Linked DNA regions of Homo sapiens: region 2 is linked to region 1. A link is an interaction called in ENCODE POLR2A ChIA-PET data of the cell type or tissue named here. Cell type or tissue: Panc1. All regions are shown on one strand. Each heading gives the region's core, and the rest is flanking DNA. Links, peaks and the distances in the headings are about the cores only. Region 1 has its middle 16 kb from the start of MIR4448. Region 2 overlaps KLHL24 (kelch like family member 24).

Region 1 (15,344 bases), core at 5,947-10,946:
TTTGCCTTTTCCTCTGAACCTAGTTAGCTGCTGCCTTGTGAGGCTTGATTCCCCAATATTAACTTTGTGGACTGATTTAATGCCAAACTTAACCAATCTTATAAAATCTTCGCCTGCCAAAGCATAACTAACCTAATTTAAGAATTGAACTACCCAAACTGAGCTACCTCTGTAGAATCCTTGCTAAGTCTATTCTCCAGTGTCACCCCACAGAGCTTGTGTTAGGGGCAACCATGAGCAGCTGAGCTGCATGAACCCCTGGTCCTCCTCTTTTCTAACTTTGCAGGAACCAAAAGAGACTGAGGAAGGACTTCATGGGGGACAGGCCTCCAGACCCCCAGTGGCTACAGGCCATCCTCCCTAGGACCAGGGCTGGGGCTGCTCAGGCGGGGCACTGCGCAGATCTCCTGGGGCTGGGGTTGCCAAGTGCCGCCAAAGATGTACTCCAGCTTGAGCCCCGGGCTCCCTTCTGGCAGTTGGAACCGAAAGGTCCTGAGGAGGGTGGCAAACATCAGGAAGAGCTCCATTTGAGCCAGCTGGTCTGCTGGGTAGACACGATGCCCTGGAAACAGAGAGAAAAGTCAGAGGTGGCAGCTGTCCCTGTGTCTGTCCCACCACAGCCCCACCCACCACCCAGGATCCAGCTCTGTGCCTAGTACCTGCAGAGAATGGCAGGAAGGCCTCATTGGCCACAAAGTTTCCATCCTTGTCCGAGAAGTGGCCAGGGTTGAACTGTCGAGGGGTCTCCCAGCACTCAGGGTCATAGAGCACAGAGGCCAGGTTGGGTAAGATGATGGTGCCCTGCAGAGAGATGCTGGTGTGGCTCAGGGAGCCTCAGATGGTACCCAGTACCCAGCCCTGACACTGAGCCACAGTGAGCTTGGAGAATACCCAGTGTGTTGGTGGGAGTAGTCCAGGGGCCTTGAGGAGACTCAGCAGCCGGCCCTCAGGCTGCCCTTCCTCCAGGCTCACATCAGTGAAGGAGCTGAGCAGGACACCCTCCTGGCTAAGGACTGCCCAGCTTTGTCCTGAAGACTCCCAGCCACGTCTAGGGACATGAAGCCATTGCCTCCTACAGAGAAGGCCAACAGCTGGGGGCATGTCTGGAAGGGGCCAAGGACAGCCCAGGACAATACACACTGGGGCAGGGGATGTGTGCACACGTGGGTGTTAAGAGGAAGAGACAGAACGAGGAGAAATGGAATGGCAAACAAGCAGAGAAAGAGGAACTGAGTGATGGAAAGACAGAGAGGAGACAGCAAGCTTCACTCTTTAGGGTTGGGGAGAGGAAAACATGAACCATAAGCCCAACTCTAACCTTCAACCTAACCCCAACCCTCACCTTCCCCCAAACCCAAACCCAAATCTTCCCTCTCACCCTCACCTCAGCCCTCACTCTATCTCAAAGGAGAAGTGAGTGATTAGAAAGAGAATCAGACCAAGCAGATGGGAGCAGGGTAACATCTGCTCCTTACCATGTGGGCCCTGGGCTGACCGGAAACAGCATAAGGAGGCCAAAGTGGAGCCAGGATGGGGTCGGTTATGGTCCCCAGCCCTAGAACACTCAGCTCTGGGATTCCGGGGAAGGCCTCATACCCCAGGGCTCATTTACCAAATACCACAAAATTAAACCAGCTATCCCTGTAGAGACCAGAGGGCTGACTACAGAATTCTTGATTCTGACCAAAGAAAAAGCTTGAAATTAAAAAAAAAAAAAAAAGCTTAGCGAGTTTGAAGCCTGCATTCTAAACAGAAACCAATAAAGAATGCAGAAATGGAGCAGCAGATGCTGGCTGGTCGCAGTGGCTCACACCTGTAATCCCAGCACTTTGGGAGGCCAATCAGGGCGGATCGCTTGAGGTCAGGAGTTTGAGACCAGCCTGGCCAACACGGTGAAACCCCATCTCTACTAAAAATACAAAAATTAGTCGGGCGTGGTGGCAAGTGCCTATAGTCTCAGCTACTCGGGAGGCTGAGGCAGGCAAAGGTTGTAGTGAGCCAAGATCACGCCTCTGCATTCCAGCCTGGGCGACAGAGCAAGATTCCATCTAAAAAAACAAAACAACAACAACAAAAAAAAAAACAGAATGCAGAAATTGTTTTCAGGGGAAATTGTTCTTTTTTGCCGTTGTTGCAGTACGGCACGCTTAGGCAAGGTGCCTCATCCTAGCCATGTGTACCAATAGGGCACCCAGACTTGCTCACTCTGTAGCTTCAAGCAGAGGTGTTGGGGAGGCCTGTGTTCTTGCTGCTGCCTGAGTGAGCTATAGATTTCCCAGTTCTAGTCATGGGAATTCCCCCATTTTCTCTACCTGGGATTAAGTAACCTCTGCATTGCAACGGTTCTTACTAATCACCTTCAGAGGAGGAGGCTCCTAGCAAGATGCTCTTTTCCCTCCAGAATTATTTGTGTCCTTTTTTGGGTGATGTTCTGGCCTCCTTGCAAAGGAGGTTCTCAGCTCATGGAACAGGTTCAGAGCACAGCCTATCCAGTATGCAAAAAGGACAGCGCCCCGCCCCCCGCAACAACCGCCCTCCACTTCCCCAGACTGTAGAACCATCTACCTGCTGGGTACCTCCTGGGGTCGCTGTGCCAGCTTCTGCCCAGTAAATGGCAATTTGGAATTCGCAATCAAATAGAATGTCTGAGAAGAGAGACAGGCTGGAAGTGCAACCGTCGTATCAGGGACTATTGCTGTTGTCACGATCACTCAGCTGATGAAATGGTTAGGAACAGTTTAGGAATATCTGTAACATTTAATGATCTACTGTCAAGCTTTGATTCCACTTTCAGCAGACATCTCTCGTCCAAGTTGTAAAAGCTCAATATTGATTTCAGCTCGTTAATGGGCCCCTGGAGCCTTTATCACAGAACAAGTCCTAGAATCAAATTGGCAGGAATGAGCTCTTAATAAGGAAATTTCTAATCCCAAACGGCATAACACAGAGCAGTACCCTGGCCCCCTCTTTTTAACTTAAGTTGGCACAGCTTCTAGACAACCTGGGCCTGGGTCCTTCTGCCACGCCAGCAGCAAGATGACCTGATGCCCTGGTCCTATCCACTTTCCCAGAGACTCTTGACAAACCTGTAAACTTGCTGGCCAATTTCTGCCAAGGACAGAATGACAGTGTAAAACATCTCCATTGAACACATTGGTTCACTTACCTAGAGTGGCATTTTCGTATAAATACAAACAGCAGGGCATATGGTAGGAAAAGAAAACACTTTAGAGTCAGAGGGACATGCATTTGAAACTCAGCTAAGTCACTTACTAGCTGTGTTTGGGCAGTTTCTTAAGCTGCCTATGCTGAAGTTTCTCTATCTATGGAAAAGAAACAGCAACAAAGCGTCCGAAGGATAGGGCTTCTGTGAAGAAAAAAATCTGTGGAGGAAGGAACCTCAAGTCTGGGCAAATTAATAATAAGTTAATAATGGGGCTGGGCATGGCGGCTTATGCCTGTAATCCCAGCACTTTGAGAGGCAGAGGCAGGAGTTCAAGACCAGCCTGGCCAACCTGGTGAAACCCCGTCTTTACTACAAATTAAAAAAAAAATAAAAATAATAAAAATTAGCTGGACGTGGTGGCACGTGCCTGTAATACCAGCTACTTGGGAGGATGAGGTGGGAGAATTGCTTGAGCCCCGGAGGTGGAGGCTGCAGTGAGCTGAGATCACACCACTGTACTCCAGGGCAGTACTCGGGGCAGAGCCAAAGCTCCTTTCCGAGGAAAGTCTCAGGGCTCCCGCCACCACCTCTATGTACAGAGGCATCACCCTGCACCAGGGCACCAAGATGAGTCGCTCTGTTTCATTTTCATTAAAATGGCAACCTCACCACCTACACATGTTGGTATGTTACCTGTTGCGGGAAGTCAGGGACCCCGAACGGAGGGACTGGCTGAAGCCATGGCAGAAGAACCTGGATTGTGAAGATTTCACGGACATTTATTAGTTCCCCAAATTAATACTTTTATAATTTCTTATGCCTGTCTTTACTGCAATCTCTAAACATAAATTGTAAAGATTTCATGGACACTTATCACTTCCCCAGTCAATACCCTTGTGATTTCCTATGCCTGTCTTTACTTTAATCTCTTAATCCTGTCAGCTGAGGAGGATGTATGTTGCCTCAGAACCTTGTGATAATTGCATTAACTGCACAAATTGTAGAGCATGTCTGTTTAAATGATATGAAATCTGGGCACCTTGAAAAAAGAACAGGATAACAGCAATTGTTCAGGGAATACGAGAGATAACCTTAAACTCTGACCACCGATGAGCCGGGTGGAACAGAGCCATATTTCTCTTCTTTCAAAAGCAAATGGGAGAAATATCACTGAATTCTTTTTCTCAGCAAGGAAGATCCCTGGGAAAGAGAATACGCGCCTGGGGGTATAGGCCTATAAACGGCCCCCCTAGGTGTGCCTGTCTCTTATGGTCGAGGCTATAGGGGTGAAATAGACCCCAGTCTCCCATAGCACTCCCAGGCTTATTAGGAAGAGGAAATTCCCGCCTAATAAATTTTTGGTCAGACCAGTTGCTCTCAAAACCCTGTCTCCTGATAAGATGTTATCAATGACCATGGTGCCCGAAACTTCATTAGCAATTTTAATTTTGCCCCAGTCCTGTGGTCCTGTGATCTTGCCCTGCCTCCACTTGCCTTGTGATATTCCATTACCTTGTAAAGTACTTGATGTCTGTGACCCACACCTATTTGCACATTCCCTCCCCTTTTGAAAATCCCTAATAAAAACTTGCTGGTTTTTGCGGCTTGTGGGGCATCACGGAACCCACCGACACGTGATGTCTCCCCCAGACGCCCAGCTTTAAAATTTCTCTCTTTTGTACTCGTCCCTTTATTTCTCAAGCTGGCCGACGCTTAGGAAAAACAGAAAAGAACCTACGTGACTATCGGGACAGATTCCCCGATAGTTACCCCAGTTAGCCTTGACTCCCAGGATACACACCTTTGTGTAATCCCCTCCCCTTGAGGATAGGATGGATTTAGTAACTCACTTCTAACAAATAGAAAATGGGCCAGACGCAGTGGCTCATGCATGGAATCCCAGCACTCTGGAAGGCCAAGGTGGGAGGATCACTTGAGCCCAGGAATTTGAGACCAACCTAGGCAACATGGTGAAACCCCATCTCTACCAAAAATTTAAAAATTAGCCCATTGTGGTGGCACAATGTGGTGCCTGTAGTTCCAGCTACTCAGGCAGCTGAGGTGGGAGGATCACCCAAGCCTGGGAGGTTGAGGCTGCAGTGAGCTATTATTGTGTCCCTTCACTCCAACCCAGGCAACAGAGGGAGACACTGTCTCAAACCAACAACAACAACAACAACAAACCCAACAAATAGAATATGGCAAAAGCGGCCGGGTGCGGTGGCTCACACCCGTAATCCCAGCACCTTGGTAGGCTGAGGCAGGCCAATCACTCGAGGTCAGGAGTTCAAGACCAGCCTGGCCAACATGGTAAACTCCATCTCTACTAAAATATACAAAAATTAGCCAGGCATGGTGGCACATGCCTGTAATCACAGCTACTCGGGAGGCTGAGGCAGGAGAATTGCTTGAGCCCAGGAGGCAGAGGCTGCACTGAGCTGAGATTGCACCACTGCACTCCAGCCTGGGGTGACAGAGCGAGATTCTGTCTCAAAAAAAAAGAATATGGCAAAAGCAATGGGATATCACATCTAAGATTAGGTTACAAAAAGACCATTGCTTCTATTTTGGGTGCCCTCTTGCTTGCTCTCTCTGATGGGGTTCAGCTGCCATGTTTTGAGCTACCCTATGCAGAGGCCCATGTGTCAAGGAACTGAAGGTCTCCAGCCAACAGTTCATGAGCAACCGGGTCCTGAAGACCTCCATGTAAGTGAGCTTGAAGTGGAGCCTCCCCTAGGGGAGTCTTCAGGTGACACTGTAGCCCCAACAACAACTTGATGGTAACCTCATGAGAGACCTTGAGTCAGAGGCATCCAGCTGAGCCACACCCATTTTCCTAACCCTCAGAAACTGTGAAATGATAAATGCTGTTGTTCTAAGCCACTAAGTTTTGGGGTAATTTGTTACACAGTAAGATAGGTAAGTAATTCAACATCTGTCATCTAGGATCTGCAAGGCTCCGTCAACAATACAGAGCACCATTGTACCGAATGACACCGTGGGCACAAAGCCCTCAGCACACAGCAAGCCTGGGCAAAGAGCAGGTGTCCTCATGTTATTGTCCAGCTCACGTCAAAAATCTGCTCGGAAAGCTATCTCAAGCTGGATCACCAGAGAGCTATCATCTTCAACTATGCTCGAGACCAACCTGGGCAACATGGTGAAACTGCATCTCTGCAAAAAAACAAAGCAACAACAACAACAAAAACAACGAAAATTAGCCAGGCATGGGGGCTCATGCCTGTAGTCCTAGCTACTCGGGAGGGTGAGGTGGGAAGATCGATTGAGCTGGGAGATAGAGGCTGTGGTGAGCCGTGATCGTGCCAATGCACTCTAGCCTGGGTGACAGAGCAAGACTCTGTCTCAAAAATAAATAAATATTGGCCGGACGCGGTGGCTCATGCCTGTAATCCCAGCACTTTGGGAGGCTGAGGCAGGCAGATCACTTGAGGTCAGGAGTTCTAGACGAGCCTGGCCAACATGGTGAAACCCTATCTCTACTAAAAAATACAAAAATTAGCCGGGCATGGTGGCACACACCTGTCATCCCAGCTACTCGGGAGACTGAGGCAGAATAGCTTGAACCTGGGAGGCAGAGGCTGCAGTGAGCCAAGATTGAGCCACTGCACTCCAGCCTAGGTGACAGAGCAAGACTCCATCTCAAAAAAAAAAAAGAATAGAGGTTAAAAATAAATAATTATTTATATAAACTTCAACTGTGTTATTTTGGCTGACTGTAGGAATGAAAGGAATTTTATCTCTTAAAAGGAATTGAGATAAGAAGCAGCTGCCATCTTGAAGAATATTTCTGCATCTTTTAAAAACTCCTGCTTAAATCACTGCCACTACATGGTCCACTGGCCCACAAAAGAATATTGTGAATGATGATCCTTGTCATAACTTACAGGCATGTGATAAGCCAAAGCTTTCCTGATACAGGCATGCTTCCTTTTATTACATAATAACTCATAATTAATCGAGATTTCCTTTTTTCCCTTCACTCCAATGAAATTCAGACTCGAGTTTTATGTACATATGTGGCAACTGTTCTTGATTTGACTTATTTTTATAACTTTCTTCCTCTCTCCTTATTTGGCACTTGTTTTCTTAACCTTGCTATAAAATGAAAGAAGCAAGCAAGGCATTTCTGCTAGAAACCAGTTTTAAGGAGATAATACAAAATGCAGACCAAGCCTAAGGCACATAAATTGCAAATGGCCTAAATGTTCACCAACAAGGGTTAAAATTGCAAAACATCCATTTGGTGGAACATTATGCAGCCATTAAGAATGATGTAGATGCCCAGTGTGGTGGCTCACACCTGCAATCCCAGCACTTTGGGAGGCCTAGGCGGGCGATCACCCGAGGTCAGGAGTTCGAGACCAGCCTGGCCAACATGGTGAAACCCCGTCTTTACTAAAAATACAAAAAAAAAAAAAAAATTAGCCAGGCATGGTGGCACACCTGTAGTCCCAGCTATGTAGGAGGCTGAGGCAGAAGAATCGCTTGAACGTGGGAGACAGAGGTTGTGGTGAGCCGAGATCACACCACTGCACTCCAGCCTGGGAGACAGAACAAGACTCTGTTTCAAAAAAACAACAACAAAAACAAAACAACAAAAAACAGAATGATGTAGAGCAGTGGTTTTCAAAGCATGGTCCCTGGACTCACAGCATCAGCACCACCTGGGAGCTTGTTAGAAAGGCAAATTCTCAGCCCACCCTAGACAGATAATGTCTGGAGGAAGAGTCCAGCAGTGTCTGCTTTCACAAGCCGTCCAGGTGATTCTGATGTACCTGGAAGTTTGAGAACCACTGCTATAGAAGAATCTGAATATTAAGTGCAATGAAGGATTCAGAATGATATATTCAGCAGAATTGCAACTATGTAAACTATATGTGTGCAAAAAAAGATTGGAGAGTGGTGGATTATCATGTCTGCAAAGGTTATCTCTGAACAACAGAGAACTTTAAAAATTATCCCTCAGTGAGTACATTCTTTATATTATACATTTTTTTTTTGAGACAGAGTCTCACTCTGTCACTCAGTACGGAGTGCAGTGGTGCAATTATGGCTCACTGCAGCCTCAACCTCCCGGGCTCAAGCGATCCTCCTGCCTTAGCCTCCCAAGTATCTGGGACTACAGGTGTGCACCACCATGCCTGGCTAATTTTTTTTTATGTTTTATAGAGACGGGGTCTCGCCATGTTGCCCAGGCTGATCTTGAACTCCTAGGCTCAAGCAATCCTCCCACCTCAGCCTCTCAAAGTGCTGGGATTGTAGGCGTAAGCCATGGCACCCGGCTACATTCTTTTATAATCATAACCCCCGTCCCAAACGCCACAGAGAGAGAGAGAGATTAAGTGACTGATAGCTGGCAGGTTGGCAGAAGCTATAGCAGATGGCTGTGCTGGCAGGAAGGATGCTTTCTGCAGGCACTGGGTTGGGTGTGGGGCTGCGTAGGGCCACCTACCTTGCTCACGGGATAGCTGCACACACGGGTGGAGGTCACACACTGGCGCACGGCACCCATGGCCATGACGCTGCTGAGGCGCTGCACGTCATGGAGGACAGCATGGTGTAAGGCAGTCGCTTGCGGTCTTCATAGCAGACAACCGGGGCAGCACCCAGCACCTCGTCCAGCTCCAGCTGCACCGTCTCCGCAGGTGGCTTAGTGTGGGTCTGGGGAGGGTTCCTGTGCCCTGGCACCCCCATCCTCCCTCACCGCCTCCGTCCCCACCCAGGACACTGCTGCCGAGGCTTGCGGCCCTTGGGTCACCCCAAACCACCCTGTCACCCCTGGTCTCACAGGAGCAGACCCTTCTCTGAGGCAGAGCTTGCTTCTTATGAACAAGGTTTTGTAGGGTTTCCTCCTCCAGGGGGCACTGGAGGGAAGAGAGAGCACCCAGATTTGAGAACCTGCTATGTGTCAGGTGCTCTATATGAACAGCATTATGGCCGGGGGCAGTGGCTCACACCTGTAATCCCAGCACTTTGGGAGGCCAAGGCAGGTGGATCACCTGAGGTCAGAAGTTCGAGACCAGCCTGGCCAACGTGGTGAAACCCCATCTCTACTAAAAATACAAAAAAATTAGCGGCTTGTGGTGGTGCGCCTGTAATTCCAGCTACTCAGGAGGCTGAGGCAGGAGAATCACTTGAACCCAGGAGGCAGAGGTTGCAGTGAGCCAAGACTGTGCCACTGCCCTCCAGCCTGGGTGACAGAGTGAGATACCGTCTAAAAAAAAAAGCATTATGGAGGAGGGACTGTTGTCTCCATTTTACAGATGGAGAAACTGAGGCTCTAACAGGACAGGTACTTTTGCCCAAGGTCACGAAACTTGTGGCACCAGATTTGAATTCAGGTCATAGTCAGTTTGTCCTTGAGAGAAATCCAGCTACATTTTCCCCTCCACAGTTGTGATCTTGAGGTGGACATCGGCACAGGGCCTGGCACTTAGTAGGTGCTGAATCATTACTGAATGAGTAGAATAGTGTTGTCCATTGTACACTGGGTCTGAGAGGTGGAATGACTTGCCCAGCATTACGCAGTAAGCAGCAGGGTGGGAACTGAAGCCCCTCCTGTCTGACTCGAAGCCATGAACACTTCCTGTACCACAGTGGCGAGAGCAGGACCCACCCCTGGGGCCACAGAGCAAGGAGAGTGATGGAGGCAATGCCCATGGCCCAGAAGCCCCATGCATGGGGCAGTCAGCCAGAGTGTGACCAAGGGCCTGTCACCCTGGACAGCTCCGTGCTGGATCATGTGGATGAGTGCCCAGCACAGGGTGGTGGCTGTGGTGTCGGTGCCTCCCAGAAACAGGTCGATCACCACCTAGACCAGGTTCTCCTGGTTGAATGTGGAGACAGGGTCATCCATGGCCTGGCGAGTCGGGGGTGGGCGAGTGGGGGGCGCAGCTCCAGGTCTAAAATTCTCTCCTGACAGAGCCCTGGGGTTTCCTTGAAGCCTGATCTGAGACCTGTGCGGCCAGAACTTGAGGTTCCAACCCCTTGAGAGGGCCTGATTCTCAGGACTGCATTGATGTTGGTGGGTGGCTGCCCTGGTGTTCTGGCCCTGACATCAGCCAGGTCTTCTGCTTCCCACCCTACCCATGTCTGTAGAAGCCAGCCCTGCCCTGGGAAAAAGTAGGGAGGAAAACCCTGTTTTAACTCACATTTTCAGCGTGCTTTGGAAGCTCGTAGATAGAGTCAAAGATGAGAAACTGAGACCATGGCTTAGAAAGGAGGTGCTCAGAAACGAGGTGCAGCCCAAAAAGATGGCCCCTCCTTTCCTGAGCAGCTGTTCCAGGCTCACCTTGGAGATCTGGGCCAGGTAGCAGCTGATGAAGTCCCTGGGGGCCTCCGGTGCCCTGAGTTTGTGCCTGGTGATCTCCTGGTGGATTAAGCTCAGCACGACCTCTTGGTACCTAAATATCTCCTGGTGGGGTCCTGGGAGGTGGCAGAGGGCCCAGGGAAACACGTCATACAGCTGTGGAGAGAGACGCCCACCCAGGGCCTACTCAGGAGCCAGCCTCTGAGTCGGGGGGCTCCAAAGTGGGCTGGAGCCTTTGACTTGAGTAACCCAGGGCTGCCTCTCATCTGGAGACTCCCCAAATAATTTAGACAGAAATGAGAGCTGTGGTCAGAGCAGCTGTGCTTAGGGCTTCGCTGGGATGTTGCAGGTCCAGAAAGCTGTATGTCCTAGGATATAACCAGCCTCTGATTCCTTGCCCATGCATTCATGCTGAACCACAACAAAGGTTTGATGCTCTGAATGTGTCAGCTCACCAGGCAGAAGCCACGGTCTCCCTCCTGCCCACCTTGCACCCTCCCTGCCAGGCCCTGGCTGAGGCCCCTGCCTGCCTCGGGCCCCTAAGGTAATGGCCTGCACACCTGCCTCCCCAAATGCCAATTACCCGGCGCCACACAGTGCTGACAAATGCCAGGCCAAAGTCGATGGCTTGAGTCAGTTCCTGGAAGATGGGATCCTCTAAGAGGAAGTGGTGGCCAAACACAAGGGCCCCGATGACTCTGACTGTGGACCTGACAATGGATACCTGAGGGTCGAAGGGTCTACCTGAGGGTAGAGGGGCAGGGCTCAGGACGAGGAGGCACGAGAAGCACTACCCTGAGCACCCATCTGATCTCGTATCTAGTCGCTCATTTACTAACTCAGTCCTCCATTCCCATTCCTCACTCATGCACTCCGCAAATGCTTACCAGCCGGGCGCAGTGGCTCATGCCTGTAATCCCAGCACTTTGGGAGGCTGAGGCAGGTGGATCACCTGAGGTCAGGAGTTTGAGACCAGCCTGACCAACATGGTGAAACCCTGTCTCTACTGAAAATACAAAAATTAGCTGGGTCTGGTGGCGCACACTTGTAATCCCAGCTGCTTGGGAGGCTGAGGCAGGAGAATCACTTGAACCCGGGGGATAGAGGTAGCAGTGAGCCGAGATTGTGCCACTACACTCAGCCTGGGCAACAAGAGCGAAACTCCGTCTCAAAAACAAAACAAAACAAAACAAACAAAAACAAAAAAACCCAAGTGCTTACCAAGCACCTTCTACGAGCCAGGTCAGAGAGAGGCATGGGAGACAGACAACAATTTGAATGACAACAGAATAACAACAGAATGTGGGGCAGGTATGGCACAGCAGGGAATAAAAAAGGTTTGGGGGCCTGGCATTCAGGAGGATTTCTCAGGGCAGGTGACCGCAGCTGGTCTGGAGGAAGGAACAGTGGTTTCTCATGGGGAGGGAAGGGACATGGGCTGGGGCGTTCTGGAAGGGGAAATGCATATGCCAATGGCTGGAGGTGTGAGACGCCTGGGATGATTTGTTTGTTTGTTAGTTTGTTGTTATTTTATTTATTATTATTTTTTTGAGATGGAGTGTTGCTCTGTCGCCCAGGCTGGAGTACAATGGCATGACCTCGGCTCACTGCAGCCTCCTTCTCCCAGGTTCAAGCGATTCTTCTGCCTCAGCCTCCAGAGTAGCTGGGATTACAGGCACGTGCCCAACACACCGGGCTAATTGTTTGTATTTTTAGTAGAGACAGGGTTTCACCAGGTTGGCCAGGCGGCTCCCAAACCCCTGACCTCAGGTGATCCGCTCGCCTCAGCCTCTCAAAGTGCTGGGATTACAGAGGGGAGCCACCGTGCCCGGCTGCCTTGGATGTTGATGGAAAATCCCCAGCTATCAAGGAGGGCTGTGGCTTTCCAGTGACCTTGGCCATTCCTGGACCTCTGTCTACCCACCTTGGAGAAACTCCCACTCAATGGAGCTTAAAACGGCTGTTAACGTTCTGAGGCTTAATGGACACACACACGCCTATGCAGTGAAGCTCGCCTGTTCTGCAGGGGTGTGCGCGTGCGTGGGGAGAGGGGGTGAGGGTAGGCCTGCCGCCAGCCTGCTACTTACCCTGCTCCTGGCGGAAGGCTTCTGCCAGCTCTGCTGCCTCTTTCTGCAGCTGCACCTCCAGCGCCAGCTTGCCTAGGCCCAGCCCTCAAATCATCACCAGGCAGAAGCGTCTCTTTTGCCGCCACGTGTGCCCGCTGCTGCAGATGATGCCTGGGTCCGGGGTGGGGTGGGGTGGACAGTCGCCAGCCCCTCCCAGCCTCCCAGGCCAAGACCACTTGGCTCTCACCTGGGCCAGGCCTGGAGGGCAGACCCCAAAATCACCTCTGGGAAGATGCTGTGTCCCAGGGCTGAGGGGCATTTGAGGGAGTGGTCAGTGAGCTTGGTGCCCTCAAGGTGGTCTCAGCTATGCCCTCCCCCAGCCCACCAACCTGATTTTTCCTTTAAAAGTCCCCACAAGAAATGGAAGAGGAGATAAACAATGGGGGCTGGGCGCAGTGGCTGACACCTATAATCCCAGCACTTTGGGAGGCCAAGGCGAGTGGATCACCTGAGGTCAGGAGATCGAGAACATCCTGCCAATATGGTGAAATCCCATTTCTACTACAAAAAAAAAAAAAAAAAATTAGCCGGGCGTGATGGTGCCTGCCTGTAATCCCAGCTACTCGAGAGGCTGAGGCACAAGAATTGCCTGAAGCCAGGAGGTGGAGGTTGCAGTGAGCCGAGATTGTGCCACTGCACTCCAGCCTGGGCAACATAGCAAGACTCTGGGTCAAAAAAAAAAAAAAAAAAAGAAGAAGAAGGGGAGGAGGGGTTCTGGGGAGAGGGAAGGAGGGAACAAGGGCATTTGCTGAGCCAGGCACTGAGTGCGCACTCTCAGGTATTTTGGCCACTTAATCCCCTCCCCACATTCTCAGGATATAAAGCCATCATTATCCCCATCTACACAGGAGCCCACTGAGGGGCAGAGAGTGAGGCCGACTTGTCCGGGGTCCCAGAGCTGGCCAGGGCTTGGGTTGAGACTTGAATCCAGGTCTTTCAACTCCCAGAGCTGGTTCCTTGTCATCCCACCCCCACCCCTCACGCAGGTCCTCCTGGGCAGTCCCCTCTCTGTTAACAGCTCTGAGCCATCCCCAACTCCCTGAGTGTAGTGACCATCTAGCCGCCTCCCCCTCCCCAGCAGGAGGGGCAGCCCTGCCTCGTTCTCCAAACAGGTCCTGGAAGAGCGGGGTGAGGGACCTGCCGGAGAACTGCTCCGAGTTGGAGACCAGTGCTTCCTTCACCACCTGGAAGCCACTCAGCACCGCAACGGGGATCGGGCCCACCCACACGGTGAACACACTCTGCGCCAGCTGTGGAGAGATGGGGGACACTTACTGCAGGAGCACCTTCTCAGAGTGCCTCCAGCCCCGTTCCCCAGGCAAGCCAAGCCCTGGGTCACAGGTCCCCTGTGCACTTGGAATAGTCAGGGCCCATTAATCCTGGGAGGTGGAATGTTCTACCCATTTTACAGATGATATTAAATAACCAGTTTCTCAAGGGCTTGGTGTCCTACGTGGGCTTTACATATTTTGCTTGAGTCCACCCTCAGTATAAGTGTGCAGGTAGGCAATTTATCTCCATTTTATGAGTTTAAAAAAAACAGAGGCCAGGCCGGGTGCAGTGGCTCACGCCTGTAATCCCAGCACTTGGGAGGCCGAGGCGGGTGGATCACCTGAGGTCAGGAGTTTGAGACCAGCCTAGCCAACATGGTGAAACCCCGTCTCACTAAAAGTACAAAAATTAACAGGGCTTGGTGGTACACGTCTGTAATCCCAGCTACTTGGGAGGCTGAGGCAGGAGAATCGCTTGAACCCGGGAGGTGGAGTTTGCAGTGAGCTGAGATTGTGCCATTGTACTTCGGCCTGGGCAACAGAGCAAGACTCCGTTTCAAAACAAAACAATAAACAAAACCCCCAAAAAAACAGGCCAAAAAAGACAGTAAAAGATGAAGACCTAGAACCCAGGTCTCCTGACTCCCAGTACAGTGCTCTTTCCACTGCGTGGGAAGCCTGAGGATCATAATTGTCTGATAGCGCCAACCAGATATTTTTTAAAAATGTGTTGAGTGTGAATAAGAAGAGGGCTGAACATGGCCTTAGGAAAGACAGTGTCCTGCCCACAATCATTCTCAGCAGCACCCCAGTCCCACCCACTCAATCCAACAGCGCCCTTCAGCTGAGGCTCCAGCTACCCTGGTGGTGGCTTTGTGCACAGATTCCTTGAGTAACGTCACTTGAATGTGCCCTTGTGGGGGTCCCATTCCCCCCAACTCCCATCTCAAGTGGCTTTTCAGAAAACTTCTTCCAGCCACACACAGTGCTCTCCTGGAGTTGAGCTCTGTTCAGTGGTTTTCGCCACCCTGTTCCATTGGCAGTGGACTTCTCCTGCACTCAGAATTTCTTAGATTAGACTTCTTAGATTCTGCACGAAGTCCACAATTTCTGCAATCCCCCTCCCACCCTGCATTTGACAGGCGAGGAAACTGAGGCTCAAAGCCTCCCAGCTAATGAATGGTAAGACCAGGATTCACCCCACACGTGTCTGACCTCTGTTCCTTCTTTCTGTCTCCAGTGCCGCTGGTCTGAGAGAGAAGAGGGGTTCATCTGTCCACCCCTTTAGGGCCTCCAGCTTGAGCACAGGCTTCCTACCTGGAGCAGTGTCTCTGGGTGCAGCTGAAAGCATAGCTGCCACAGGTTTCCAAGGATGGGGAAGGGGAGTGGGCCAGGAGGAAGACAGCTCCTGTCCCAGCAGAAGGTGCCAAGTTTCAGGAGCAGGAAGGAGA
Region 2 (15,344 bases), core at 1,022-6,021, 260 kb before region 1:
ATCAAGACCATCCTGGCTAACACGGAGAAACCCCGTCTCTACTAAAAATACAAAAAATTAGCCGGGCGTAGCGGCGGGCGCCTGTAGTCCCAGCTACTCGGGAGGCTGAGGCAGGAGAATGGCGTGAACCCAGGAGGCGGAGCTTGCAGTGAGCCAAGATCGCGCCGCTGCACTCCAGCCTGGGTGACAGAGCAAGACTCTGTCTCAAAAAAAAAAAAAAAAAAAAAAAATCTCAAATTTGTTCAGGTGGCAGAGCTCCTTGCTGGCATCCTTGCAGATTTAATTAAAAAACCAAAACCGGGCTGGGCGTGGTGACTCACGCTTGTAATCCCAGCACTTTGGGAGGCCGGGCCAGGTGGATCACCAGGTCAGGAGTTCGAGACCAGCCTGGCCAACATAGTGAAACCCCCATCTCCACTAAAAACCAAACAAACAAACAAACCCAGAAAATATTAGCCTGGTGTGGTAGCACGCTCCTGTAATCCCAGCTACTCGGGAGGCTGAGGCAGGAGAATCACTTGAACCCGGGAGGTGGGGGTTGCAGTGAGCCAAGATTGTGCCACTGCACTCAATCCTGGGTGACAGAGCGAGACTCCATCTCAATAAATAAATAACCAAAACCATTTTTCTAACAGAAAACATAACTATATCATATATCTATAGGTGTTTTGATTATCAAATAAAACAATGCATTAAATACCTAAAAGAAACATGTTAGCAAGATAAAACCAAACAACAGTAAATTTACACATCAAGTCTAGTCAGAAGCATGAGTAGGCTCAATAGGGCAGCTTGGTATACCACGTGTGATGTCTGATGGTTAACAAGTTTTTTTCTTCCTTTAGGGTTGGGGAATATCAGTAGCCAGAAGTTTTAAGTCGAGGGAGAGAAACACTGGAGAAATTCATATTTTTTTTCCTGTGATTTAAGAGACAATAGTATTCTTTTTTAGTTAAAGAACCATATTGTTTAGTCTGACACATTGTTTAAGCTTTCCTAAATTTGTCATCAACAGCTATCTGTTTTGTTTCTCATCAAGCAAAGTCATATAGTATATTGCCCATTTGAGGTTCTAATAAATATGGGGTAATCCATAGTTGCTATCATTCTATCCAAAGAAACTCAAGGTTTTAGTTGGTTTCTGTTACCTTTTCTTTTTTTTCTTTTTTCTTTTTTCTTTTTTTTTTTTTTTTTGAGACAGAGTCTTGCTCTGTCGCCCAGGCTGGAGTGTGATGGTGCCATCTTGGCTCACTGCAACCTCCGCCTCCTGGGTTCAAGCATTTCCGCTGCCTCAGCCTCCTGAGTAGCTGGGATTACAGGTGCCCGCCACCACACCCGGCTAATTTTTTTGTATTTTTAGTAGAAACGGGGTTTCACTATGTTGGCCAGGCTGGTCTCGAACCCTTGACCTCGTGATCCGCCTGCCTCAGCCTCTCAAAGTGCTGGGACTGCAGGCGTGAGCCACCTCGGCCAGCCAGTTTCTGTTATCTTGTGGTGGGTAAATATGGTCTTGGTGGTTCCATTAAGAAACTGGAAATGTTGAAAATAGCTTGAAGGCTGGGCTTTAAACATTACATTTGTAAAACATGGTCCAGGAACCACTGCTGCAGAGTAATTCTTTAAACTGAAATTTTGATAGTGCAAGTTTATGATTTTTAAAAAGTCATCAAATAAATTAGCTTTTGAGACTATAGGGTGAAAATATCTGAAATGTATAAAAATTGCTTGGTTTTGTATAGTACCTTATTATATATGATTTTCTGGTTATTTTTTAAATAAAAGATGTACTGGCCGGGCACAGTGGCTCACGCCTGTAATCCCAGAACTTTGGGAGGTCGAGGCGGGTGGATCACAAGGTCAAGAGATCGAGGCCATCCTGGCCAACATGGTGAAACCCCGTCTCTACTAAAAATACATGGTGGCGCACACCTGTAGTCCCAGCTACATGGGAGGCTGAGGCAGGAGAATCGCTTGAACCCAGGAGGTGAAGGTTGCAGTGAGCCGAGATCATGCCACTGCACTCCAGCCTGGCAACAGAGTGAGACTGTCTCAAAAAAAAAAAAAAAAAAAAGATTTACTATATTGCAATTATTTTCTGACTTTCTTTCTTTTGAGTTACTATATATCTTTCAAGATAAACCTCTTGGTTAACCTTTCTTTTCATCTCCTGTGGTGTTCTTTCAAGGTTAAATTTGAGAAAATGGAGTAGCGTAGAACATAGTATGCAGCAGTTCTCTACTACAAGTTTTAGGGGCCATGCTAGTCAGGATGTTGTTGGTTCCTTTGTTTTCTGGTATTAGTTTTTAGAAGCCCCTCATTAATCCATACTATCTTTAAGGATGTTAGTAACCTCATCGTATAGAATTTCTGCATTCTAAAGGAAACATAAGCTTGTTTCAGTACACTCACGCTGTAGATTAATTCTGATATTACATATCTCCATCAGACTTTGTACCCTCTCTCTTCCATCCCTTACCCTTACCGATTAGGTTGGTATTACCTAAAAATCCATAGAAAATGTCCAGGTGAATTGCCTTATGCTTTCTACCCCATAAGGTATAATTCTAGACCAGATCGGTTATGAGAGGCTCTATTCCAGTCTGCACCTGCTAAGAATTTGAATCTATTTTAGTACCAATCTTGGAGTTCTTGTTTGGCTCTACTCTTAGCCAACCCCACAGAGTCTAAAATTGGATCTGAATCCAGTATTTGCCAGCCAGTGACAGACATAAACTAGGTTCTTTATAAATGTTTCATGAATTGACCTGCATCCCTGCATTGATTCAGGATCTTATTGTCCATTGGGAAGGAAGATTTACTTAGCTAGGAGTAACAATTCCCAAATTTGCCCTAGTTGCAATATTTTTTTACCAAGGGTACATACAAGTCAGGTTCACTTCTGAAAGTAAGGAAACACAGGATAGCATTCACTTGATGATCATAACACAGTCTGGGTATACATATGTGTTTGTGTGTATACATTTAAAAAAAAGGTCGTTTATATTTGGTTTTGGAATCAACTTTTGAATTTGTCTAAACTTGTTAAGAATTTACAAGTTCTATTTAAAGATATCTGGGCCAGAAACCAGAACCACTTGTGTTTAAATACTATTGCTATTCTGTACACAGCTCAAGGTTCTGGTATTTTCTCTTAAGCATTCCTCTTCTCCCCTTCCACCAAAAAAAAAAAAAAAAAAAAAAAAAAGGAATTGTGCCGAATTAGTTGGTTTCTATGGGGATATGGGGATTAAGTTTCTACAAGATTCAAGGCAGAAGAAATATACATTTATATATTAAAAGATAAAAAAATTATTTGCTAACTCTTAGAATTATTTAATGGCCCCAAACTTGGATGAAACATCAATTTCCAGACACTCTTCAAATATCCAAAGTGTATTCAAATATCACAGAGTGTATGTTTTTTCAGTGCTACCATTAGCTTGCTATTGACATTAATTTTCTTTTACTCATTTTTCACTCAAGAAATTTTACTGCAGGATAAAACTCCAGGATAAAACTGTCAAGTGCCGGGCACGGTGGCTCATGCCTGTAATCCCAGCACTTTGGGAGGCCGAGGCGGGCGGATCACCTGAGGTCGGGAGTTTGAGACCAGCCTGACTAACATGGAGAAACCCTGTCTCTGCTAAAAATACAAAATTAGCTGGGCATGGCGGCACATACGTGTAATCCCAACTACTAGGGAGGCTGAGGCAGGAGAATCGCTTGAACCTGGGAGGCGGAGGTTGCCGTGAGCCGAGATTGCGCCATTGCACTCCAGTCTGGGCAATAAGAGCAAAACTCAGTCTCAAAAAACAAACAAAAAAACTGTCAAGTAAGGAAGTTGATAAATAAGAAAAACTAGTTATGTAAAATAGCATTAAGTTATTAATTTACTTTAAGGAGATGTTATTCACTAATTATTTTTAAACAAAAACGAACTTCAGTTGGAAACTAGAAATTACTAAAAACTTTGTTCAACATATTAGTAAATAATGCCAGCTGTACATGAACTGACAACTATCTGATTTATATGTTGCTATTCTTTCTTTATTTTAGGTGTGGAAATTAAAAGAACACACATATTTTGACTGGGGCTTTGATCAACCAAATGCTAAAAAGGTATATTTGTAATATTTATAAACTATCTAAATGTTGTTATTAGAGAATTTAAACCATATTCCTTTCTTTAACCAGGGATCACTTAAGCCAATCAGATAACAAGGCACAACTCTATCCTTAAGATCACAAAAGATGGCAGTGTGACAATCATTTCTGTTACTAAATATTTACCCACTCTTCTGTGCTTTCCTGAGAGCCTCATTCATGTCTGATCAACTTATATACATTAACTCATGTAGATATAACTTTAAGTCATTATGTTTGTTTGGAAAGAAGCTTTTCCTACTTATTTTGTCTAGAGATGCCTACTTAGTTGTTTACTTTTTCCTGATGGGAATAATTCTGCTGTGATATTTGCAAAAATGTTATAATGGTTCAATCTGTAATCTTACGTTTTGTTTGCTTGATTATGCATCATGAGTTCATTTTGATCAATCTTGAACCTATATTAGTCACCGTACTTTGAGATGATAGGATAACATTTTTCTTTCCTTTTTTTTTTTTTTTTTTTTTTTTTGAGACGGAGTCTTGCTCTGTTTCCAGGCTGGAGTGCAATGGTGCGATCTCGGCTCACTGCAACCTCCGCCTCCCGGGTTCAAGTGATTCTCCTGTCTCCTGGGTTCAAGTGATTCTCCTGCCTCAGCCTCCTGAGTAGCTGGGACTACAGGCGTCCACAACCACGCCCAGCTAATCTTTGTATTACTTTATTGTATAAAATGGGAAGGCAAAAGCTAGCAAATTTCATGTGGAAGCCCAAAAGATACATTCTGAATGCATCTCACACTCCTAAGATGCCCTCCTGCAAATCATTTATACATAGGAAGTGTTTACATTTGGTGTAGTTACGGAGACCAGTAATTGGAGAGTTCCCAGAAAATCCAGAGGAAGTCAAGATGCCCAAAAGTCAGGAGGCAGCAGGCTGAAGCTGTTTGGAAAGATCTATGAGATAGTCTCTCTTACATACAGAGCAGTAAACAAATATCTCATTGCTGTTGAAGACTTTGTAATACAAGGTGATTTTATAGGTGTTCTAGTCCAGGATTTTCCATTTTTTATTGGGTAAAAGTAGTGGAGAGGAAGACCTCTTTTGTCAGTGAACAAATCAAGGAGCCAACTATGAAAATAAGGGGCAGATAATAGCATAAAAAGACAGACCCTTAATTGATACAAAGCTTAATCAATTTTATATTAATACTTAACTCACTGTTCTCAAATTTATCTAATAAATATTAGATAGAATAAAATCATTGAATACATAAAACAAAGTATACTTTTATATTTGTTTTTCTACTTGTCCATTCTAGCCAAAGGGAAATTCTTAGTTCTTACAATGTGCTATTTTGTTTTGTATTCTGAACAAATTTTCATTTAAACATTGAGAAAGTGAAAATGTATGCAGGAAGAAGCTCACGATTTCCATTGTTGTTAATACCAATAATTGTATCACTAGTCAAAGTCACAATCACTTGTGTGAATTTTTTGAACCTGAAATGCAACAGGAATTTAAACTAGATTAAGCTGGAATGAATAGTAGGTTCTTGATTTGGGTACCTGACTTGTAGCTAATTCAACCATAATTTGAATCTAGATTAATAAGGCATTAAGATTAAAATATGAGTTATATTCCATGTCATCACAGTTTATGTTTATCATAATTGAAATGTTCCCTTTTTTAATTACTTGTGATATTACATACATTGAACTTTTTGAAGTTTCACCAACAACAAAAAATTGACATTCAGGTACAGTAGTGATCTCTCTTGATATGGGGGATACATTTCTGTTTATAAAATGGTTATTGAGATAACTTCAAATTAAAAGCATATTTGATAGATACGCTACTGCTCATGTGTGGGAGCCTGGAATTTGGAAGTCATTCTATGCATTGTAAATGGAGTTGTAAATGTTAAGCTGTGTGTATGCACATGCATCCAGACATCCACACAAATATATGGGCAACTGTAACCCAAGTTGGGTGACGTATAATGAAGCAAACATGAACTCTGAGTAATCAGAAAAATCTTAAAAGAGATGGGAAGAAATCCATTTTTTTTTAGTTAGTGATAATAAATTTTAAAACTAATAAAATATTTTAAACTCAGATATATTTTTATTCATTTAGGTATTAAAATTAATAAAATGAAATAGAGCTTTTATTTGTTCTCAGGCAAGTCTGTTACCTAAAATCTGCAAAACATAATTGGGTCGAAGTTAAAAATCTAGCTTGTTTGGACCATAACATACATGTAGAGGAAAATATTTCCTCAAATTTAAGAGAAACTAATTTTCCTAACTAAATTTGTGGGAGTTACTTTGTTGACATTTACTCCGAAACCAGCCATTGGTAAGCATTGTCTTGTGTTTATCTTTACTTTTATATGTGTTCATTTAAATAGGCCTTCTCCATGAGCTTCCATTGCCATAACTATTATATTACATCACAAAGCTTTGTTATGTATTTAGAAAATGCATGTATATTTGTACATTTGAAATTTTCTGGGTTTTTTGTTTTGTTTTTTTTTTAACTTAGAAATGAGGGTGGCCAGGTGTGGTGGCTTATGCCTGTAATCCCAGCACTCTGGGAGGCTGAGGCAGATGGACCACTTGAGGTCAGTTCAAGACCAGCCTGGCCAACATGGTGAAACCCCGTCTCTTCCAAAAGTACAAAAATTAGCCCGGCATGGTGGCATGTGCCTGTAGTCCCACCCGCTTGGACAGCTGAGGCAGGAGAATAGCTTGAACCTGGGAGGTGGAGGTTGCAGTGAGCCGAGATTGTGCCACTGCACTCCAGCCTGGGTGACAGAACAAGACTCCATCTCAAAAAAAAAAAAAAAAAAAAAAAATCAACATACTGCCTCTGACTCTCCACCCTAGTGATTTCAAATGAAAATATTATTTATTTCACTTTAGTCTTTATTCCATTTGACTGATAAAATTGCTTGGATTTTTTCTGACTTTACCTGCACATTTGGGGGATAGACAGAGAAACAGAAAAGATCCTGTATAGCATGCAAGCATTTAGGTGTCCTTCAGATGTTGTTATAGCCAGGTATTTTTCCCTGAATGGTCAGAATAACCTGGCATATATCTGTCCAGAGAAAATCCTATCACCTAGGCTTCAGGAAGGTTAAGTGCTAATTGATATGAAGAGAATTTTTAAAATGTAATAGAAGTTTAAGGAGGAACTAGGCTGTCTGTACCAATGGGACATATTGTCTGTGCTACTTTATGTTATTATTTATGTTGTTTGAATATGTTTTATTGCAACTCTTTTTTGTTGTTTTTTTGATGGAGTCTCGCTCTGTCACCCAGGCTGGAGTGCAGTGGCGCGATCTAGGCTCACTGCAAGCTCCACCTCCCAGGTTCACGCCATTCTCCTGTCTCAGCCTCCCAAGTAGCTGGGACTACAGGCGCCTGCCACCACGCCCAGCTAATTTTTTTTTTTTTTTTTTAGTAGAGACGGGGTTTCACTGTTAGCTAGGATGGTCTCGATTTCCTGACCTTGTGATCCACCCGCCTCGGTCTTCCAAAGTGCTGGGATTGCAGGCGTCAGCCACCGCGCCCGGCCTTGTTGCAACTCTTAAAAAAAAAAAAAAAGCTGGGCGCAGTGGCTTATGCCTGTAATCCTAGCACTTTGGGAGGACAAGGCGGGTGGATCACGAGGTCATATTGAGACCATCCTGCCCAACATGGTGAAACGTCATCTCTACTAAGAATATAAAAGTTAGCTGGGTGTGGTGGTGCACGCCTGTAGTTCCAGTTACTCAGGAGGCTGAGGCAGGAGAATCGCTTGAACCTGGGAGGTGGAGGTTGCAGTGAGCTGAGATCGTGCCACTGCACTCCAGCCTGGCGACAGAGCGAGACTCCGTCTCAAAAAAAATTAAAAAATAAAAAATGAAAAGGATTACGCCTGTAATCCCAGCACTTGGGGAAGCTGAGGCGGGTGGATCACGAGGTCAGGAGATTTAGACCATCCTGGTCAACATGGTGAAACCCCGTCTCTACTAAAATACAAAAAATTATCCAGGCGTGCTGGCGCGTGCCTGTAGTCCCAGCTACTTGGGAGGCTGAAGCAGGAGAATCACTTGAGCCTGGGAGGTGGAGGTTACAGTGAGCCAAGATGGCGCCACTACACTCCAGCCTGGCAACAGAGCATCTGAAACAAAACAAAACATAACAGGCTGAGCGCAGTGGCTCACGCCTGTAATCCCAGCACTTTGGGAGGCCAAGGCAGGAGAATTGCTTGAGCTCAGGAGTTCAAGACCAGCCTAGCTAACATGGCAAAACCTGTCTCTACTAAAAAAAGTACAAAAATTAGCCAGGCGCGGTGGCATGCGCCTGTAATCCCAGTTACTCGGGAGGCTGAGGCACGAAAATCGCTTGAACCCGGGAGGCAGAGGTTGCAGTGAGCCGAGGTCATGGCACTGTACTCTCCAGCCTGGGCAACACAAGGAGACCCTGTCTCAAAAAAGCAAAAACAAAAACAAAAAACTCCAATAGCAATATCTTACATCTCTGTAAACCCTAGGCCTAGTACAGTATCGTGACAATAGTGGGCATATAATAAATATTTGTTGATGATGATGATGGTAAAAGCTGCAATATTAAGTAAATTCAGTGAGAGAATTCATGAAAATTGCAAGTATCTAGTGAATATTGGAAGTAGGATATCTGGGGCATTAGAGTGAGAAGAGAGGATGGAGATAAATAGGAACATGAAAAAGAAGAGAATACTATATATAAGAGAATGAGTTGCTTCTTGATTTTGATGTTACGTATTTTATTTCCCTTTGTGTCACTTAAAAAGTGGGGTACAATTTAATATGCGACAGGGTACACAAAATGCAGCCTTAAGATGTTAACTTTCAAGTCTCAGTTTTATTTGTGGCTTGCGAATGTAGGATGGCATCTCATTTTTTAGATTATATTATCTGTGACATCCTTTAGCTGACTTCTTTTTGCTTGCCAGTCTTAGGCCTGAATGTCTGACTTGAAATATTTCAAGAAGTTGGGAATGGTAGAAGGGATGTGTATGAAATTCTGAGAGTATGGCAATAGATGAGGTACCCTGAGTGATCTTAAACCAATTACTAATACACTTTGAATCATGTATCAGCTTCTGAAGATGTGGAAAGGGAGTAGAAGAATCGCCTTAAAATTAACCTTAAAGAGAATTGGGCTGGGCACCATGCCTCATACCTATAATTCCAGCACTTTGGGAGGCCAAGGTGGGCAGATCCCTTGAGGCCAGGAGTTCAAGACCAGCCTGGGCAACATGGCAAAACCCCTTCTCTACCAAAAATACAAAAATTAGCCGGGTGTGGTGGGTACGTGCCTGTAGTCCCAGCTACTCGGGAGGCTGAGGTAGCAGAATCCCTTGAACCTAGGAGGTGGAGATTGCAGTGAGTCAAGATCGCGCCATTGCACTTCAGCCTGGGTGACAGAATGAGACCTTGTTTCCAAAAAAAAAAAGAGACACAGAGAGAGAATTGATGGCTATAGCCAAGTGCCTCAATCCATCAGTTACTTACTGAAAGTCATTTCTGAGGGGGTTTTGGGATGTTTCTTATTAGTGAAAGGGAACAAGACCTAGATAACATGCATGAAATTTTTTTAAATGAATATTAAATTTTATAATAGAAATTTTGGTAGAAAATAGAGAAGATAAATAAAACATTTTAGCATATGTACATCCTATCCCTAGATTCACAGATACATTATTTTTTCTGTTGGCATATGTTTTGTGATCTACTTTTTCACTTACTGTGTGGTTACTACTTCCCCATGTCGTTAAATAGTCATATATAATTTTTAATGGTTGCATAGACTTTGTTCTAGCCAGAAGATGTACTGTGGTTTGACCAATCCCCTCTTATAGGGCATTTAGGTTATTTTGAGTATTTTCTATCAATACAGCATTGGACATCTGCATAGATAAATCTGTCGACATAATTCTGATTATTTCCTTAGGAGAGAGTGCTAAAAAAAAAAAAAGGACTTGCTGGTCAAACAATGTACATATTTTTAAAGGCTATTGATAGATATAGCTAAATTCCTCTCTAGGAATTCTATATTAAGATAATAATTATTTCACCAGGCATGGTGGCTCATGCCTGTAATCCCAGTACTTTGAGAGGCTGAGGTGAGAGGATCGCTTGAGGCCAGGAGTTCAAGATCCCATCTCTACAAAAAGTAAAAAAAAAAATAGCCAGGCATGGTGGTACGCACACATAGTCACAGCTACTCAGGAGGCTGAGGCAGGAAGATCGCTTGAGCCTAGGAGTTTGAGGTTACAGTGAGCTATGATCATGTCACTTTACTCCAAACTTGGTGACAGAGTGAGACCCTGTCTCAAAATAAAAAAGATTCTTAAAAAGAAAGATAACTGTTAGAATTCTAACTGTAGTCAAATTGTGTCTTACACCATTCTGACTTAACTCTACAGTCAATAGTATGAAACTCAGCTCTGTAAATGGGGAGGAAACGGAAGGTTATTAGTAACTCACGAAGTACATAGTATCCTTTCAGCTAGAAAAGGGGAGCTTAAGGAGTACTATTGCAAATTACCCCAATGTTCTAATTGTTCAAATGCAAATTTTTGTTGATTAGTTTTTATTAACATGAGATAGTGCTGTGTACCCTATATGAAATATATTATGTGATTTTGTTGTAGTGTTTATATTAAAATGAAATTATGTGATTTGAATACTGAATTTTTTGCATATTGAAATGTTTTCCTTTTTTTACTTTTAGCCACATAAAGAAGATCCCTAATAGTCATTTCTCAACAATTATATAGTCAACTGATGTAACAATGGTACTAATATTGGGACGCAGACTAAACAGAGAGGATCTTGGGGTGCGTGATTCCCCAGCAACTAAGCGAAAAGTTTTTGAAATGGACCCCAAATCTCTGACAGGTCATGAGTTTTTTGACTTCTCTTCAGGATCATCCCATGCCGAAAACATACTCCAGATATTTAATGAATTTCGTGATAGCCGCTTATTCACAGATGTTATCATTTGTGTGGAAGGAAAAGAATTTCCTTGCCATAGAGCTGTGCTCTCAGCCTGTAGCAGCTACTTCAGAGCTATGTTTTGTAATGACCACAGGGAAAGCCGAGAAATGTTGGTTGAGATCAATGGTATTTTAGCTGAAGCTATGGAATGTTTTTTGCAGTATGTTTATACTGGAAAGGTGAAGATCACTACAGAGAATGTACAGTATCTCTTTGAGACATCAAGCCTCTTTCAGATTAGTGTTCTCCGTGATGCATGTGCCAAGTTCTTGGAGGAGCAACTTGATCCTTGTAATTGCTTAGGAATCCAGCGCTTTGCTGATACCCATTCACTCAAAACACTCTTCACAAAATGCAAAAATTTTGCGTTACAGACTTTTGAGGATGTATCCCAGCACGAAGAATTTCTTGAGCTTGACAAAGATGAACTTATTGATTATATTTGTAGTGATGAACTTGTTATTGGTAAAGAGGAGATGGTTTTTGAAGCCGTCATGCGTTGGGTCTATCGTGCCGTTGATCTGAGAAGACCACTGTTACACGAGCTCCTGACACATGTGAGACTCCCTCTGTTGCATCCCAACTACTTTGTTCAAACAGTTGAAGTGGACCAATTGATCCAGAATTCTCCTGAGTGTTATCAGTTGTTGCATGAAGCAAGACGGTACCACATACTTGGGAATGAAATGATGTCCCCAAGGACTAGGCCACGCAGGTGAGAAGACTGTTTTCAAATATAGTTAACAAAAGTTTTTAATATATCTTTAAACCTCCTGAATGCAATCTCAGTGTTGTCATTTATATGCACTGTCTACCTGTGGCTGTATATAATTTTAGATTTATTTTGGATTATATGTCACTAGAATGTCTTTCCTAGTGAATTCTAGATTCAACAGTAGCATTTTTTGTTATTGTTGTTTTGTGCTATCAAACAGTGTAGCAAAGGGTCTTTGCAACTGTGCATATCTCAACATATTTCTACTAATTTCTCTTAACCTTTGTAGGGCCCCAAACCATTCCACTTTTCTTTCCAAAGAGTCTTTGGATACAGGGTAGCTAAGATTTTAGTAGGCTCTCTTGGACTGCCTCTACTTATAAAAAAACAATTTGCTCCTGGGCACAGGGGCTCACACCTATAATCCCAGTACTTTGGGAGGCCAAGGTGGAGGAGCGCTTGAGCTCAGGAGTTCGAGACCAGCCTGGGCAACATAGCGAGACCTCATCGCTACTAAAAATAATTAGCCAGGCATGGTGGCACGGACCTGTAGTCCCAGTTACTCAGAAGGTTGAGGTGGGAGGACTGCTTGAGCCCAGGAGTTTGAGGATGCTGTGAGCCATGCTCTTACTGCTCTCCAGCCTGGGCAACAGAGTGAGACTCTGTCTCAAAAAAAAAAGAAAAAAAAATGTTTGCACATCCACAGACTGGCCTTTGTCCTAACACAGAAGCATGAAATATAGAGGTGAATTAAATAAGCTGGTATACATTGAGTGAATTCTGAGATGTAAAATCCAGGCCTCAAATATTACTTAATTGTCACAGTTATTATATTTAATGTCAATCTCAATTTTAAAAAATCTTTTTTCTGAATGTGAAAATTACATCATCATTATAGAGAATTTGGAAAATGTGTGCTTAGGGGGTAGAATGCAGTTAAATATTGTAGCATATTTGTATCTTCTTCCAGTATATTATTTCTATAAAATACTTATCGATTTTAATTCATAAACTATAGAAAAATAATCTCCATGCCTTAATAGTGGAAGGAATATTTATTGTGAATAAGCAAGAAATGCTTGTTATGAGAAATATTACAGTAAATTATCCTTTTAATCCTTTTAATATTTTTCTAACAAAGCTAATGTTGGTGTTGGTTTTTTTTTAATTGTGGTAAAAAACACATAACATAAACTTTACTGTCTTAATCATTTTTAATTATACATTTCAGTAATGTTAAGTATATTTACATTGTTGTGAAACTAGTATTTTTATTAGTTTATTATTGGTTTATTATTAAGCCATCTCCATTTTTTCTGTGAATTTACTATAGCATAGCTCATAAACCACATTTTTACTTAAATTTTGACTATCATTGTTTCGGAATGTTAAAAGTCAGCATACTGTGAGATAGCTTGTTTTTAAAATTTATACTAGTTTGAATAATGTATTAATTAAGAAAACTAAACAGCTTCAGAGCTGTGTGACTATTAGTTCTTCGAGAACTTTCATGAACACACAGTATCCCTCTAAAGGGAAAATCACTCCTTTTTCCAAGACAAATACCCCTGTAGCAGACTGAATGGTCTGAGGTCAGATGTGGCTAATAATACTCAGCCTGCATATCTCATAGGATTAGAGTAGGAACCAAGGGTTATATGTTGTAAAATCAAAATAAGACATTGATTACTAATATTTATAAAGACATAATTTGAATGCAATCAGATTGCAGCCTAAGGGTCCCATCACTCCTTTGAAGAGATACTTCTCCTAACTTACTTAATTATTTGATTTCCAAAAATGTATTTTATATCCAATTTTTAAGGGAACAAATCTATTTCCACAGTGAAACATCTATTTATAAATTGCAGTATCACCGTTCTTTAAGAGACAAGTATAAAAACCAAACTATAGTTCTGTTGAATTTGCAGACTCTTAAAAATACGATAGCAGATATTTATTTTATGTGGGCATTACATGAGTAATCCTTTATTTTATAACTCTGCTATCACCTTCTGTCCCTTACATTTATCTTTCACTTATCTGTTACTGCATGTTTGCTGTGGGAATTAGGAGACTGGAGAGACCACTGGGTGAAACAGAAGGATTTTATTTAGGTGGCCACCAACTTAGTGGATTAACATCTAAAGGCTGAGCAATGAACAAAGACAGGGCTTGACTTTTATTTATGCTGCTGAAGTGGAGTGGCTAGCCAGTGGCGCAAAATTTGCAGGGCGGGGAAACCAGGCTTGCAGAAGCAGAACAAAGGCAGTTAATTATACTGTGACAGGTTTTTGCAATTTAGGCATGTTTTGTGACTTTGCTGTGTTACAGAGAGAAAAACAGGAACGTATAAAACCTTTGCAAACTTGTAAAAATAGTTACAAAACTAATTAATGAGAGCAGAACAAAGAATGATGGTATGGGGAGAGAATTTTAGGGGGAGACTGATAAGAACTTGTTTTTCTCATACTTGCTTTTGGAACCCATTTTTTGGGGGCCTTTGCCTGGTTTTGCAGATAATGTTATAGCTCCAGCTGGACTTTGGATGTTGATCTGCTGAGTTGGTGGCCGCCTAAATAAATCCTCCTGTTTCACCCAGTGACCTCTCCAGTCTCCTGATTGCCACAACATGTTGGCATTAATCACTAGGAATTTCATTATCTGAACAATGTGTATTATTTGTACAGGTTCTCATCTTTCTGAGAAACTCCAAACTTCTTTGAAAGAGGAGTGATGTCTCCACTTCTTCGACAGCAGTTCATTCCTCTGACTTCTGCTCCAGTCACTCTACTGAAACTCCTCTCAATCAGGTCATCACTGACCTTCTATTTGTTATTTGCTAGCCTCTCTTCGGTCTTTATCCAGCTTGAGCTCTTTCGAATTTGATATTATTAATTGCCTTATCCATCTTGAAATACCTCCATTGGCTTCTGGAATGCCATTCTCCTCTTGGTCCTCCTATTTCTCCAGTTGCTCTTTTTCAATTTAATGGTTCTTACTCCTACATCTAGTCTGAAATATTATCTGCCTGATTCACATCTCTTTGTCTTCCCTTATGTACTTGCCTAGGTGACCTTATCTCATCTATTTTCATGGTTTTAATTACCATGCATGCTGTTGACTACCAAACCAGCCCAGACTTTTCTCTTTCATTCATTCATTTATATTTCTTTTTCAAATTTTATATATCTTATTTATTTTTTATTGCATGTATATATTTCTTTTTAAATTTTTATATATGTTTTTTAGTTGACTGTGCATCTTTTTAAAATAACAGGCAAAATAACATTAGCACATTTAAACTTAATAATAATAATTCATATTATCTAATACGCAATCTGTATTCAGACTCCCCCAGTCTTCCAAACTGTTCTTTAATAAACCTGGATCCAAGCTAGGATTAGTCATTACATCAGGTTATTTCTGTGAAATCTCTTTTACTTCAAAACAGTTTCTTTTTTATGATTCTGACTTGTCAATGGGGAAGT

What was found. ChIA-PET counts read pairs that join two places held together with the same protein. Peaks named below come from ENCODE experiments on the same cell type or tissue, not always from the same donor. Only the 100,000 strongest peaks of a DNase experiment are listed, where the experiment ranks them.
Region 2: POLR2A ChIA-PET joins it to region 1 with 12 read pairs; 2 of 35 experiments call an interaction of 5 or more read pairs at or near these places.

The regions. Positions count from the first base shown.
Region 1 is chr3:183,895,556-183,910,899 of GRCh38, forward strand. It overlaps the pseudogene CYP2AB1P. Among named protein-coding and RNA genes, the nearest start is that of MIR4448, 16 kb to the left of the region's middle. RefSeq lists an enhancer at 13,272-13,773. In Panc1, for the core only: no CTCF peak of the experiment used is centred there; a DNase peak (open chromatin) is centred at 9,035.
Region 2 is chr3:183,639,424-183,654,767 of GRCh38, forward strand. KLHL24 (kelch like family member 24) reads left to right here. Exons shown (of 8, transcript NM_017644.3): 2 at 4,057-4,119; 3 at 10,873-11,853. The coding sequence starts at 10,934. Among named protein-coding and RNA genes, the nearest start is that of KLHL24, 11 kb to the left of the region's middle. In Panc1, for the core only: no CTCF peak of the experiment used is centred there; no DNase peak of the experiment used is centred there.